Linked DNA regions of Homo sapiens: all the other regions are linked to region 1. A link is a loop called in an ENCODE intact Hi-C map of the cell type or tissue named here. Cell type or tissue: endothelial cell of umbilical vein. All regions are shown on one strand.

What was found. Peaks named below come from ENCODE experiments on the same cell type or tissue, not always from the same donor. Only the 100,000 strongest peaks of a DNase experiment are listed, where the experiment ranks them.
Region 2: it touches region 1 in a loop (2.2-fold over the local background); 4 of 110 quality-filtered maps call a loop at or near these places.
Region 3: a loop joins it to region 1, with 2.2 times the contacts of the local background. A loop is called at or near these places in 3 of 110 quality-filtered maps.

What each region holds. Positions count from the first base shown.
Region 1 is chr12:124,749,017-124,754,016 of GRCh38, forward strand. No RefSeq gene overlaps it. Among named protein-coding and RNA genes, the nearest start is that of SCARB1, 110 kb to the right of the region's middle. RefSeq lists enhancers at 540-1,060, 1,061-1,581. In endothelial cell of umbilical vein, a CTCF peak has its summit at 1,965; no DNase peak of the experiment used is centred here; H3K27me3 peaks cover 271 bases.
Region 2 is chr12:124,578,549-124,583,548 of GRCh38, forward strand. No RefSeq gene overlaps it. Among named protein-coding and RNA genes, the nearest start is that of NCOR2, 13 kb to the left of the region's middle. In endothelial cell of umbilical vein, no CTCF peak of the experiment used is centred here; a DNase peak (open chromatin) is centred at 2,953.
Region 3 is chr12:124,386,256-124,391,255 of GRCh38, forward strand. The region is part of intron 18 of NCOR2 (nuclear receptor corepressor 2); the gene reads right to left. Among named protein-coding and RNA genes, the nearest start is that of MIR6880, 52 kb to the left of the region's middle. RefSeq lists enhancers at 1-85, 86-820, 4,551-4,730 and a silencer at 3,032-3,101. In endothelial cell of umbilical vein, no CTCF peak of the experiment used is centred here; DNase peaks (open chromatin) are centred at 2,656 and 4,606; H3K4me3 peaks cover 2,551 bases; H3K27ac peaks cover 4,614 bases.

The DNA of each region.
Region 1 (5,000 bases):
TTTTGAGATGGTGTTTCACTCTTGTTGCCCAGGTTGGGGTGCAATGGTGTGATCTCAGCTCACTGCAACCTCGGCCTCCCAGATTCAAGCGATTCTCCCGCCTCAGCCCCCAAGTAGCTGGGATTACAGGCATGCACCACCACGCTCAACTAAATTTTTTTTTTTTTTTTTTTTTTTTAGTAGAGATGGGGGTTTCACCATGTTAGTCAGGCTGGTCTCAAACTCCTGACCTCAGGTGATCCACCCACCTCAGCCTCTTCTAAGTGCTGGGATTGCAGGTGTGCACCACTGCTCCCGGCCCTTTTTTTTTTTTTTTTTTTTTTTGGACAGGATTTCACTCCCATCACCCAGGCTGGAGAGCAGTGGTATGATCTCAGCTCACTGCAGCCTCTGCCTCCTGGGCTCAGGTGATCCTGTTGCCTCAGGCTCCTGTGTAGCTGAGACCACAGGCACACACCACCATGCCCAGCTAACTTGTGTAATTTTTGTATAGATGGGGTCTCGACATGTTGCCCAGGGTGATGTTGTACTCCTAAGCTCAAGTGATCCTCCCACCTAAGCCTCCTGAAATGCTGGGATCACAGGCGTGAGCCACCGCGCCTGCCTGGGTTTCCTTTTGAGGCTTGAAGATGCTGCTGCTGCACACATTCTTAGTCATGTCGCCTGGGACGCACGTTCAAGAATTCTGCCTTGGCGCACACCAAAGAGAAAAATTACTGAGTCTTCAAGAACAGGAAAGCTCCACTTTACTGGAAAATGTTGGCATTATGTTGAGTACTTGCTACTTGCACCCGGCACTGGGCTAGATAGCGACCTATTTTCTCATGTAATTGTCCCTGCACTAGTATTCTTGGGTCCATTTTAGAGATGAGGAAACTGAGACTCAGAGAGGGGGATTAACTGGCCTGGCCCAAAAGTGGCAGAACAGCCTTAAGCTCTTGGCCACTCATCCTACAGCTCACTCCCGTCACTCCCCTTGGAGCCTGAGAGACGGTTCCCCAAACAGGCACACTGCAGGCAGCGGGGCGGGGAGGGGGCTTGGCAGAAGCCACGGACATCCCCCCCGGCAATGGCCTTTGAATAATTCACCAGCCGCTTCCAGCCCAGCCCAGTGGTAAACACTTGTTTAGAAAGTAACCAAGAGCCTCCAACAGGTTTCCCAGAATGTGGCCTGCTGAAATTTCTGGAACCCCTGGCAAGCCTACATAACAAATCCCAGCCACCTATGCCCTCAGGTACACAGAACCGTCCACCACCCCAATGCCTCCTGCCTGCCCTGTGTCCAAACTTCAAAAAGTGCCTGCACACCCACACAGAGAGGAAAAGCACAGCTACAGCGCATGCAGGTCTGCAAGCCGCCAACCTGGTTCCCAGCAGAGAGGAAAAGCACAGCCACAGTGCATGCGGGGTCTGCAAACCACCAACCTGGTTCCCAGCAGAGAGGAATAGCACAGCCACAGCGTATGCGGGTCTGCAAACCGCCAACCTGGTTCCCAGCAGAGAGGAATAGCATAGCCACAGTGTATGCGGGTCTACAAACCGCCAACCTGGTTCCCGATGCCAGTTTTACTGTGAACTTGCTCTGTGACCACAGGGCAGTGACCTGACCTCTCTGAGCTCCAGTCTCCTCACTTAATATAAGAGGGATATCAAGGCAACATGCATACATGTCAGGCCGCAAACCCCGATCTGCAAGATATAACTGATTTTTATTTCTTTCCAATTGACTGGGGGCTGATTCCAAACCCCATCCTCCCAGGATGAAGGAAGATTCAGTCTCAGGATTGGGGCTCCTCCATGCTGGGTCGGATCAAAGACCAAATGTCCATGAGGTCCCTCCAGTCACTGGTTCCCCTGGGCACCCTGGAGAGACCTGGGATGGGGAATGGGGACTGTGAAGTGGTCCTTTCTGGGGTGAAGGGGGCGGGCCTTGTCTGTCCTGGAACTCTTGGCTTAGGGCGCCCTCTTCCTGGTGCAGGACACAAATTCTAGACCCCTCACCTCCAGAGCATTGCGGCAGAACCAGGTCACCAGGCCTGCCTCACTACCTGCTCCCAGCACACGAAAATCTCGCTCCCTCTCTCCATTTCCCTCCAGAACCAGCAACAGCTTTCCTCGCAAGCTCAGGTGTGACCAACGTGTAGTTCTCCTGTTCTGTGGGAGTAAAACTGGCTGGGCACACGGCCACAAAGCCTGAGACCCGGAGACCTCGCTCCCCCTTCCCTTGCTTCTGCTGGAATGTGAATGGAAGTGTCCACACCTGCTTCACGGGCTTCTCCCTCTCCCCCTTTCTGAGAGCTGGAATGTGGGTCTGGTTTTAACACTGCTTCAACCACGCCATGAGGACCATATCCAGGCGGGATGGACGACAGGATGGAAGGGGCTGGGCCCCAATTACTGTAAGGCAAAGCTCCTGGCCGTCCTGACGGCCCGCCTCCGTCAGCCCTCTTACAGTAGAGAGAAACAAGCTTCTCTCTTGCTTTAGCCAATGTTGCATTGGAGTTTCTCTTCTTTCTCTCTCTCTTTTTGTTTTGTTTTGTTTGTTTTTGAGACAAGGTCTTGCTCTGTCGCCCAGGCTGGAGTTCAATGGCTCTATCATAGCTCACTGCCACCTTGACCTCCTGCCTCAGCCTCCCAAGTAGCTGGGACTGCTGGTGTGTGCCACCATGCCCACGTCCAGCTAAATTTTTTTTGTATTTTTTGTAGAGACAGGGTCTCACTATGTTGCCCAGGCTGGTTTCAAACTCCTGGCCTCTAGTGATCCTCCTACCTCAACCTCCCAAAGCACTGAGATTACAGACATGAGCCACCGTGCCCAGCCTGGAGTTTCTTTGTTACAGCAGCTGAATCTATACCCTGACTAATACATCGAGTTTTCACAAAAGGCCAGTATAGATGGACTATCTTCCAGAGGCTTCTCATCTCTGCCCAGAAAAACAAATATCGAGGAAAGGGCTGGATGTTGCCTTGGAATTGAGGGAGGGAAATCACAGGGTGAATAAACACAGATGACTATCTCAGTAAAGAACCTGCTTACCACAGTGCCTTCCTTGGGGGGTGGTTTGAAGGACCCCCAGGGACTGATGCATACAAGACAGCCGGCTCCTGAGGCCTGGGGCACAGCGAGCGCCGACTGCCAGAAAACACCGTGGCCGCGGGGCGGCTGCACTGAGCCTTGTCAATAGTGAGCACTTTGCCGTGAGCCCTGTCTGGCTTACAACCTGGCATGTGGGCTTGGGCAAGTCATTTCATAGTTGCCACAAATAATTACCGAGCACCTACTGTATGCCAGGCACCAAATAATTACTGAGCACCTACTGTATGCCAGGCACCAAATAATTACTGAGCACCTACTGTATGCCAGTTCTGGAAGCTGGAGACGAAGTGGGGAGTGAGAAATACCTAGTCTCTGCCCTCTCTGACTCAGCTTTGACTATCTTGAGAGGTGCCAGCCCAGGGGTTCTTTGAGTGCCAGGCTGACCAGCTTCAATGCCCTGCAGCAGGCACTCAAGTTCACAGCAGATGGAGTGATGTGGCAGAGGCACAAGGAAAATGATTAATCTGGCAGCGAAAAACAGAATGGATTCGGCTCAGATGATTAGCAGCCCCAGGAGGGACAAGGAAAAAAAAAAAAAAACCCTGACTCTACGATGGCTCAGCAGAACTGCTCTCTCTAATAAATAATAATTCTCCAGCTTTCCTGCTAACAGTCACAGGCAGGATTTCTCATCTCTATGCCCGTCCCCCACCAGAAGTCAGGCATGGCCGTGTGGCTTGCCTGGGCCAATGAGATGTCAGCAGAAGTGATGTAAGTTGCATCTAAGAAGAAGCTCTAAGAAGCAGTGCACAGCCTGCCTCAAGCCCGATGATGCTCCACATGGCAGAGGCCCCCTCTGCATCCCAGAGTGAGAAGACATGGCACAGAGCCCATTGCCAACACACAGCAGACACATAGCACGGGTGAGAGACAAACGTTGGTTGTTAGAAAACCATGAGATTTTGGAGTTGTTTGTTACTGCAACACAACTGAGCCGATACTGACTGATACATCTCCGTTTCACAGGTGAGGAAACAAAGTGTGGAAGAGATCACCAAGGTTACCCAAAGTCAAACACAGAGTAGAGGCACAGACAAGACTCAAAGACAGGTCTGCCCTTTGCTGCAACCCTCCATTCTGAACAAACCCAGCCAAGCCCCTTACTGCTAACCACTTCAATTAAAGCCAATGTCAAGGCCTCCTGGTTTCTAAATGAACAGCCCTGATCATGTTCGTTAAAGGCCCTGTCTGCACAGACTGCTCATTTTATCCGAAGCCGCCAACAAGATAAATGGCCCTGTAACTTATTGTTCTGCTGCAAAGCACCTCACGGCAAGCGGCGGCACAGATGCCAGGAATAAATCACATCTGATCTTCCGAGAGCCAGGCAGAGCGCCCACGAGGAGTGTCGGAGGCAGGGGAGGTTGGCACAGCCCTGGACCTTGGGGGTTGGAGCAGCCCTGGACCTTGGGGGGATTCACTAAGGAGCAGAGAGCTGCAGGGGTCTTTATTAGGGCCCCGGAGCTCTGGAGTATACATTGTTCTTTTTTATCGGCCCAGCACCTATTTCCCCTTCTTGGGGTTTAATAGCACCCCTTTTTCTCTGGGAAAACCATCTCTCCTCCGCTCTCAGTCTGTCTGGTTCCGATGGGGTCATCCCTTCTCCCAGTTACAGGGAGGAGCATGAACACGTGACCTACCCTGGTCAATCAGAGCTTCACATTCTTTTGCAGCCATGACTAGCTCAGAGCAGGCAGGTGACCCACACCAGGCTGATGGGACCCAAACCTCAGACTTCTGCTGAAACTCTAGGAAAAAAGGAGTTCTCTCTTCTAACAGGTTGCTCACAGAAGGAACTTTTCCGTTGAATTACCTCAGTTTCTAGCACAATTACAGGCACATGGTAGGTGCTTGGTAAAAATGGGCTGGATGAATGAACAATCCACCTGGAGTTAGCACAGCT
Region 2 (5,000 bases), 170 kb before region 1:
TCACGGGGTGGCCGTTAGAATTAAATGGGATCCTGGGTGTAAAGCCTTAGCACAGTGCCAGGCCATATAGATGTCAGCCACAAGGGGAGGTGTGGGCGTGGGCCAGGAGAAACCCGGGAAGACTTCCTGGCAAAGGCAGAACTGGTGCTGAGACTGGCTAATCACTGCAAAGGCTGCCTGGGCTATTCCAACCTGCCCAGTTCATGCTCAGACTTCTGGAATCTGCAAGAACCTTTGGAAGGAGACACGATTATCAGCCCCATGGTATTACTCTCCTGTCGCTGCTGTAATGAATTAAGCCAAACGTGGTGGCTGAAAACAGTACAGATTCATTACCTTACAGTTCTGGAAGTCAGCAGTCTGAAGTGGCTCCTGGAGAGATGGAATCAAGGTGCCAGCAGGGCTGTGTTCCTCTTGGAGGATCTGAGGGAGAATCTATTTCCTCACCTTTTCCAGCTGCCAGAGGCTGGTGGCCTCGCCTCACTCCAATCTCTTCTTCCATCGCTGCATCTCCTCCCCAACTCTGACCTCCTGACTCCCTCTCACAAGGAAGCTTGTGATTACACTGGGCCCACCCGGATAATCCAGGATCATCTCCCATCTCAAAATCCTTTACTTAATCACCTCTGCAAAGCCCCTTTGCCATGTAAGGTAGCAGATTCACAGATTCTAGAAATTAGGATGGGGACATCTCTGGAGCTATTATTCCACCCAGCAGATCCGTCTCATGCATAAGAAAAACAAAGGTGAGAAGCCAGAGGGAAAGCTTGAGATCACCTGACTCAAGAGGGGAGCGTTGGCTTCGAACCCAGTCTGTCCAACTTCAAAGCCTGCAGTTGCCGTCATTTCAGGATTCCCGCTTTTCCCATGCGTATTGTCTGAACCTGCATTTGGGGGCTCCAGCCACTGCCTCATCAGTTCATCTTAATTGAGCACCTATTATGTACCAGGTAATGTTCCAGGCACCAGGGATACAGTGGTCACCAAGCCAGGAGAACTTCCCTGTCTGCACAACGCTCATAGTCACTCAATCACATCCATTATGAGGCAAGTCACAGAAACCTCAGCTCAAATCAACGTAAGCAATGAGGTCATTTATCATTTCACATAGCAAGAAATTAGGAGGAAGGGTGGTTCTGGGTTTGGTTAGATTGAGTGCCATTGTCAGGGATCTCCCGGTTCTTTCCATCTTTCTGGTTTCCTCCCCTCAGATTGGTTCTCATCCCAAATTTCCTCATGACCACAAAATAGCTGCCACTGCTCCAGCTAATATATCCAGGCACAACATTCAGTGCAGGAAGAACAAGAGCCCTTTCCCCAAAGCCCACTGCAGCCCTTTACTCATATCTCATTGGCCAGGATTGGGTCCCATGCCCACAGCTTGATTAGTCTCTGGCAAAGGAAACAGAATCACTGGCCTGGGACCAATCTGGATAGTCCCCTAGAGCTAAAGATGTGTCCCGATTTCCTGAGTCCCCTGGAGAGGCACAGGTCTCTCACTGAAATCAGGGTTCCCACAGCAAGAAAGAAGGGAATAATCACTTGGGCAGTAAATGGCCTGGGTTCAAATCCTAGCTCTGCCATATTCCCTATGAGTAGCTCTCTGGGCTTCAGTTTCCTTATCTGTAAAATGGGTATAGTAGCAGGACCTGGTTCATGGGGTTGTGGTGAGAATAAAATGAGTCAATGTGTGCAAAGCCCAGTGTGTGCAAAGCCGAGCTGTCAACAAAGCTCAGCTGTCATTATCTTTCCTAGGATCTTTCTCCGAGGGCAGGGCCCACAGTATGAATTCTCCTTCCATTGCCTGGACTGTAGAAGACTTTCGGTAGTTTCCCTCCACACCAAAAGGAAAATCTGCTCACAATGACCTCATTCCAAGAACTCCGTCCTAAAGGCTGGTTGGGGGAAGACTCAAGTGAGCCCTCTGCTCAGTGTCAATGGGGAGTTCCCATAGGTGGCCCAGGAAGGATGTGCCAAGAACAACAATAGTTTGGAAGTGCTCACTATGAGTTGGTGCTGGGCTAAGTGCTTGACACAAGGAAGCTCTCTCAGCCCTGTCCTGTCAGCCGCCATCAACAGTGAGGAAACAGAGACTCAGGAAAATAGAGCAGCGTGGCCTGAGTTACCCAGAGCAGGAGTGGAGGAAGCAAATAGGATCTGAACCCAGGTCTGGTGGGCCCCAAGGTTCAGCTCATGGATGGGTTCATGCGCCCCACATGAGGATTTAAACATCAGGCTATAGTAGGTGAACATATATGGCCTCTCCCACATACTGATGGCCAAGAAGCACACAAAAAGATGTCCAGCTGCATTAGTTATTAGAGAAATGCGAATCAAAACCCCGATGAGATAGCACCTCATGCCCACTAGGAAGGCTTTAATTCTTTTTATTTATTTATTTATTTGAGAAGGAGTCTCGATCTGTCGCCAGGTTGGAGTGCAATGGTGTGATCTCGGCTCACTGCAACCTCTGCCTCCCAGGTTCAAGAGAGTCTTCTGCCTCAGCCTCCCGAGTAGCTGGGACTACAGGCATGCGCCACCATGCCCAGCTAATTTTTGTATTTTCAGTAGAGACGGGGTTTCACCATGTTGGCCAGGATGGTCTCAATCTCTTGACCTTGTGATCTGCCCACCCTTAGCTTCCCAAAGTGCTGGGGTTACAGGCGTGAGCCACCGCACCCAGCTTAATTCTTTTTAAAAAGGGAAAATAACAAGTGTTGGTGAAGATGTGGAGAAACTGGAACCTTTGTGCATTTCTGGTGGGATTGTAAAATGGTACAGCCACTGTGGGAATAAGTGTGGCTGCTCTTTGAAAATTGAAACATAGAATCATCATATCCAGGAACTCCACTCCTCCGGGGTATATATCCAAGAGAACTGATAGCAGGGCCTCAAACAATTACTCATACCTCAAGGATCATGGCAGCATTATTCACCATGGCGGACGGGAAATGTCCATGGAAGAATGAATGGATACACAAATTGGAGTCCAGCCAAACACAAAGGCCACACCCCGCATGATTCCATGTACATGAAATGTGCAGAATAGGTGAACCCATAGAGACAGAAAGGAGATTCACGGCTACCAGCGGCTGGGGATGAGGGAGTGACTGTTCATGGGCATGAGGGGATTTTGGGGAAGTGACAGTGTTCTGGAACTAGATAGCGGTGGTGTTTGCGTGGCATCGTGAAGGTACCTAACGTCAGCGAACAGAATACTTTAAAATGGTAAAATGGCTGATTTTATATTATGTATATTTACCACAATTTAAAAGGAAGGAAGGAAGGAAGGAAGGCAGGCAGGCAGGAGAAGGAGGTAGGAGGGAGGGAAAGAGGGAGGGAGGAAGGAGGGAGGGAAGAAGGAAGGAAGGAAGGAGAAGGGAAGGGAAGGAAGGAAGGAGAAGGGAAAGGAAGGGAAAGTAGAAGGAGGTAGGAGGGAGGGAGGGAGGAAGGAAGGAGGCTTCTTTTGCAGAAATCAGGATCTGGCCACGCTGGGTCTTTCGCTGATCACAGCGGCCCCTGTCCAGCATTCCTGGCCCCAGTAAGCTTCTGGCGTTTCCAAAGGTGGCAGGAGACTGGGCAGCCGACATAGCAGGAGGGAACATCGCGCTCTGCCCTCCCCATCCCAAGCCCTCTGGCCTGGCCCTGCCCACAGGGTAAAGAGGGAAGTTCCAGGCTGGTGCTGCTGCTGCTGTGGCTGCCATCCCTTGTCCCTAAGTCTGGGCCCCAGGCCCTGGGTACAGCTCCCTTCCTCACCCTGCCAGGGCCCATGACCTCCTTCCGTCCTTTCAGGATTTTGCAGGAAGTGGAAGAGGCGTGTAGAAGGTGCCAGAGGACAGACAGGAAGCCAAGTGAGTCTCCCTCAGGGACAGGGGAGAGAGACTGCCCCGAAGGCTAAATGGGGAGGGGTGACCGAGGCCTGATGTGGATCCTGCCCTGGGGAGCTGCTGTGGGGGCCTGGGGATCCTGCTGCGCCCAGCTTGGATGAATGCACAGCTGGAGCTGGAGGCATGAACTCAGATTTCCCTCCCATCTCCCTGGGCTCCCTCTCAGCCTCTCTGCCTGCTTCTTGGGCATCTTCCCACCCTCGAAAGGTGGCACCCCCAGGGCTCAGGTGCTCTTCCAGACTCCTGTCTGTGCACAGGCGTCCGTCCATGTCTGCATCCATCCTGGAGCTTAAGTCAAGGGGATGGATGACTTTAGAACCCCAGTTGCAGCCCGGGCTCCTCTCGGGAACTCCAGACTCCAGATCCAACCACGGACAGGCCCACTTGCCTTGTCTGGTCAACAGGTGATGTGAACTCACCATGACCCAAACCACCTCTGCCCCCTCACGGCCTTCCCTGTCTCAGGGGAGGGCAGCTCCATCCTTCCTGACAATCAGGCCCAGAACCTGGAGCCAGGGTGGGGGTGGGGGTCTGGGGAGGGGGCTTCGGTCACTCCAGGGAGGACATGGGCCAGTGGTGGGCCCTGAGAGGGGCTAGAGAAGGCCAGGCCATTGGCGCATCAGGGGACGCAGGGACAGGGCAGGAGAGTCCTCGCCAGGCTCCAGGCCGCGCCATGAGGCCTCTGTAAGCCATCTTCTCACTTTCTTGGATACACATGAGTTTTTAATTTTGATGCGGTCCAATTTCCCTATTTCTTCTGTATGGTGGATGTTGTTGATTCTGTTTCGGAAATGAGGGAACTCAGGGTCAGAAAGACAAAGGGACTTGCCGGGCGCGGTGGCTCATGCCTGTAATCCCAGCACTTTGGGAGGCCGAAGGGGGCGGATCACGAGGTCAGGAGATCGAGACCATCCTGGCTAACACGGTGAAACCCCGTTTCTACTAAAAATACAAAAAATTAGCCAGGCGTGGTGGCGGGCGCCTGTAGTCCCAGCTACTCGGGAGGCTGAGGCAGGAGAATGGCGTGAACCCGGGAGGCGGAGCTTGCAGTGAGCAGAGATCGCGCCACTGCACTCCAGGCTGGGCGACAGAGCGAGACTTCGTCTCAAAAAA
Region 3 (5,000 bases), 360 kb before region 1:
CCCACCTCTCCTGCTGGGCGGAGGGCCTGGCCTACGTGACCCAGCCCTGACACTCGCTCACAGCTGCAGGCGAGGCCTCGGGAGACGGGTTGTTTTCCGGCCACACCGGCCCAGCGAAAGGAAGGGACGTGGTGAGCAGGGGATGGGAGGGTGGAAGTCAGGGTGGGGATGAGCTGGGGCCAGGAGCCTCCAGGCCCAGGTTAACTGGGGCACCTCCAGGGCCCAAACTCCCTAAGGGCACCTAAAGGCCCACTCAGGACTCGGGGCCCACCAGGCTTGGTTGCGCAGCTGGAATTTGCTCCCAAACCCCAACCCGCACAACCAGGAGGTTCTCTCAGCCTCACAGACCTCCTGCTGTGGGAAGAGACCCTCCAGGAATCGGCAGAAAAAGCTCCCTCCATCACTAGGTCTCAGGCCAGAACCAGAGCATGCCGCCCCCCAGGTTCTAGTTTCAAGGCCACAAACACCAGGCTCGGCAGAAACACAGCCCCTGCTGCACCGGAGGCAGTGCCTGGGAAGCCAAGCCCCCGGTCTCGGCCTGTCTGCCCGGCGAGCTGCGGCACACACAGGCACAGGCCAGGCAGCTCTATATTTATGCCTGTGTCTCCAGCGGCGTGACCTTGTGTGGCCCAGCCAGTCCATGCAGGTAGGGCCTGCCCACTTTCCCAGGGCTGTGGGAGAGACAGGGAGTGCTCCTGACCTAGGGGTCTGTGCGGCAAGAGGGTGCCCCTCCAGGGCAGCAGGCCCCAAGGCTGAATCACGTAGCTCGGGACATGGCAGCCTCTCTGAGCTGGAGCTCCACTTGTAAGGACTTTAATGAAGGATTTCCCATAATGAAGGTTTTAACCATTTTCCTTGAATAAAATCAAGCTGCAAGCCAAGCTCCAGCTAAAATTGTTCAGAGGTTGGGGAGCTGAGGGGCAGCCGTCTGTGTTGGTATTTTCATTCATTCATTCATTCATTCATTCATTCATTCATCCACCCACCCACCCACCCACGTGCTGGCTGCCTGCCTGCTACACACAAGGCTCTAATGCAAATAAAACAACAGCAGCAGAAACATCAACACATCAGCCCGTGGCACGGCTAACTGACACACAGAGTTTGCAAAGCCCTTCAAAGACTTGGTTCCGTCTCATCCTTGCTGTCATGGCTGTGACCATTTTCCCATCCCCAGGAGGGGGAAATCTCGGTTCAGAGGGTCCCGCCAACTCACCCAAGCTTAGAGGACCAGCCAAGGGGGGCAACGCGGGCGTGGGGCCCCAGACTTCCTGCCCTCCGGGTCCTCTGGCCCCCGTGGCGTGGGGGTGGCACTGACTGACAGGCCACCTGTTCGCCTGCCGTGGCCCTGGGAGCCACGTGGCCTCACAGCCCGCTCCTCAGGGTTCCTCAAGGACAGGCGCAGAAGGGGAGGGCCGGGGCGTGGGATCAAGTGGCACCCGGCCCCTGACCTTTCCCTCCGCCCGCGCCAGCAGCAGCTGCCACTTCCAGAACCTGGCGGACAGGGCCGCGCGTTTATTTATATTTCCCCAGCCGGGGCCAAGAGAGCCCAGGCAAACACACCGGGCCAGAGGGATCACAGACCCGGCACCCGGGTGGGAGAGGGCGAGAGGGGGCGGGTCTCCCATCTGGGCCTGCTGGGTGGGGTGGGCATGGAGAGCTCAGGGGGTGGGGTGAGGGTGGCCCAACAACACTGGGGAGGTTGACATTTCCAAACTCAGTCAATAAATAAGGAGGTAGCTAGGAGCCTGGCTGGGGGCTGGGGACCCTAATTAACTCCGATCATGGGGGCAGTGGGAGTGGGTTGAGGGCAGAGGAGAGGGGATGGAGGTGGGGGTGGGGGTCACCCAGCCCTTCCTGAAAACATACGGCTCCCAAAGGAGCTGGGCAGAGTCATCCAGGCGCCTGGCCAGAGCTCGCTAGCAGTCTTGGCCAGCCCTTCTGCTCTCCGGCCTCAGTTTCCTTAACTGCCGTGTGAGGAGCCAGAGTGGGTGTCCCATTAGTGCCGGCCAGGGCTGCGGGGTAGGGGCAGGCTGGCACTGGCTTCCTCTGGTTCCTGTTCTGGGAAGCCCAGGCAGAGGCTGCCAGGCACGGAGAGAAAGACTTTCTACCCTACCGTGCCTTGGAGACCACCCCGCCAGACCCAGCTTGAAGCCCCCGTCCACTTGGAGAGACCCCCTGTGCACACAGCATCACAGACCTTCCCAGGCACAGATCCAGGTCCCACCCCTGCTTCCAGGAGAGCTTCAGCCCAGCAGGGAGAGAGAGGAGAGGGCATGGGGGAAAGGATGGGCTGGGACCCCCATCCACTCCAGGGGCCCAGAACTCCGACTCCCCAGCTGCCCAGCCTCAAATCCCAGATGGCCACGTTGCGGTCCCTGTCCCTGCACCCGCAGTCCCCCATCCCCTCCCCAGGACCACTCACTCACATCCTCTCATTCGCGTCTCCCCCTCGGCCAAGTTTTCCGGAAACATAGGGCTGGGAAGATGCCCCAGGGAGCGGGCCGAAGTGGGCCGGCAGGCTGGGCGGCCGCGGTCGGCTCTGCGAGGCTGCTGGTTGGCGTCTGCTGGCGGCTCAGCTCAGCCTCACATCCTTCTCCGTCCCACGGTGAGGGAGGGAGGGAGGGAGGGAGGGAGGGAGCGAGGGAGGGAGGGACGCGGCGGGCGGAGGCTGGCTCGAGAGGGGCGGGCGGGAGGCAGCTCCTCACAAGTCCGCCTGCCTGTGGTGGCCCGGGGCTCCTCCAGCGGCCGCTGCCACCTCTGACGCCGTCCCCAAGCCGCTGTGGGCGCGCGAGGTGCCCTTCCCCGAGGGTGGTGGGTGGCGGGAAGTTGTCAGTGGTGCGTGTGGGATGCCCCTGGGCCAGGTATCACCGGGGCGCAGCGTGCCGAGCTCCTCCAGCACCAATGTGCCCAGTGCGGACGCTCAGCGAGCAATGCCGGCCAGAGCCCACAGACCCCCGGGCCGGGCAAAATCCAAGGACCCAGGCCCAGCAGGGCAGCCGTGTCCCCCGCAGCCGGGCTCAGCTCTGATCTTCTTGCTGCCTGACCCAGCGAGACGCGGCAGGACTGAATGTGACCTCCAGACGGAGGCTCGCGGCGGGCGGGCAGGCGGGCGGGGGAGCGTGGCAGAGGCCCAGGTTCACAAGGGGCGGGCCAACTTGGCACTGGCTCCCCCTCCCTCTCTCCCCATCCGCGGCGGTGGCGGCGTCAGCAGTGGTAAGAACAGATGAGGGTTCCAGAAAAACAGAGCTTCTCCACCCCCGGCAGACAGGGAGCAAACAGCTTCTTCCGCCATCATCCCCCGCCGCCCGTCCCCCCACCCTCCGTGTCAGTTCCACCTGAGCTCTGCCCCCTGCCTGGCCTGATGCTGCCGAGGCTGACCGAGCCCTCTGTCGGGGACTGTGGGTGGGCAGGGCTAGCCTCGCATTCCGGAGGGATCCCGGGATTTGAGGAGCCTTTGCAGGGTGCACATGAGACCGCCAACCATTTAGGGGAGGGGGAAGGGTTTGGGGATTTGGGGTCCCCAAAGAGCCCTCTGCTGCTGGGGGGGTCTCGGGACCACAGCTGCCCCTTTCGTCCTCCTCCGAGAGCCCCTGCAGCCGTGAAGGAACACTGTGGGAAATGCCGGGGAGCCACCCAGAAGGTTGAAAGTTAACTGAGCTGAACTTTGGATCCTAGATTCAGGTCACGACCGACTTCCCTGACTCTGGGATCATTAACCTGCTTTTCCCTTTAACTCCCAGCCCTTCCATCCTGCCCCCTAAAAATCTGGGGAGCAGAAGGCGTCTCTGGAATGTCCCTGCACCCCCAGCCCTCGTCCTGGGGCACGATGCCAGGGGAGGGCAACAAACCTCAACCACATCAGGGATCTGGGCCTCTCCACCTGAGTCCTGCCCTCTGCCCTCTGCAGGGGAGGTCTCAGTGCACTTTTAAGGATGCCAACCCCGTGAAATCACTCCTCTGCTTAAAATCTTCCAGTGACCACATGAAGCTCTTGGAATAAAATCCAAAGGCCCTAGCACGGCCCAGGTGACCCTTAGGAGCCAGCTCCATGAACCCGCCCAGCCTCTCTCTGGGTCACTCGTGTGTGCCCCAGGGCCTTTGCACCAGCTGCTCCTGCTGCCTCCACGGGTTTTCTCACAGATGTGCCTTGTCTTCCCTCTGGTCTTGGCTCAAGTGATGGCTCCTCAGAGAAGCCTTCCTTGCCCGCCCCTCCAAAGTGACCCCCCCCCGTCGCCCTGCCATCCCAGGGTTTGATCATCTTCATAGCTTTCACCGCCTCTGAAATTAGCTCCCTCGTCCCACTGCTCATCGGCAGGTGTCCGGGGCCTGCTGAGCACCCTGGGCATCTCTGCCACCCGTCTGGGTCCCTGGTAAGGAGCTTGCAAAGGAAGAGGGGGCTGTGCGTTTAGCTCTGCAGGGGGCCCCGAACCCTCCCAAAAGAGGCTGGGGTATCCCCCTTGACATCCAGGCACACGCCCCCAACACTCTGTGCCAGGGCGGAGATGGCAGATTCTGCCACCATGCCCTGTGGTCTGGATTCCCCGACCCCACTTCTAATTTCTAAGGAAGGAGTTTCGTTCTGAAGAGTCAGGAGGCAGGAACTAGGAAGTGAAATTGACCAAGACAGGAAGTCCAGCCAGGAGGTCTGAGTCACAGACGCCGAGTGGAGAGCCAGGCGCAGGGGCCCGGCGGCCACGGGAGTGGGTGCTTGGGGCCCCGCTGGGCTAATCCTCCTCTGGGCACCCATGGGGCAGCGTCCCACATGCCATCCGCGGGCCCATGACGAGCTGTTCTTGTGGGGGCCAGGACTCAGCCTCCTCGGCTCAGGTGCTCTGGCCCTCAGGGAGGCCTGTGCTGCCGCTCAGATGCCTCCAAGCTGCTTTTCTCCAAGGGTCTGCAAACCTGCATCCACAGCTAGGACTCCGAGGGGACCACACCACCGCCCACCTGCATCTGGGGATGTTGCAGCTGTTTTCTCTGGAAGTCAGCCCCCAACC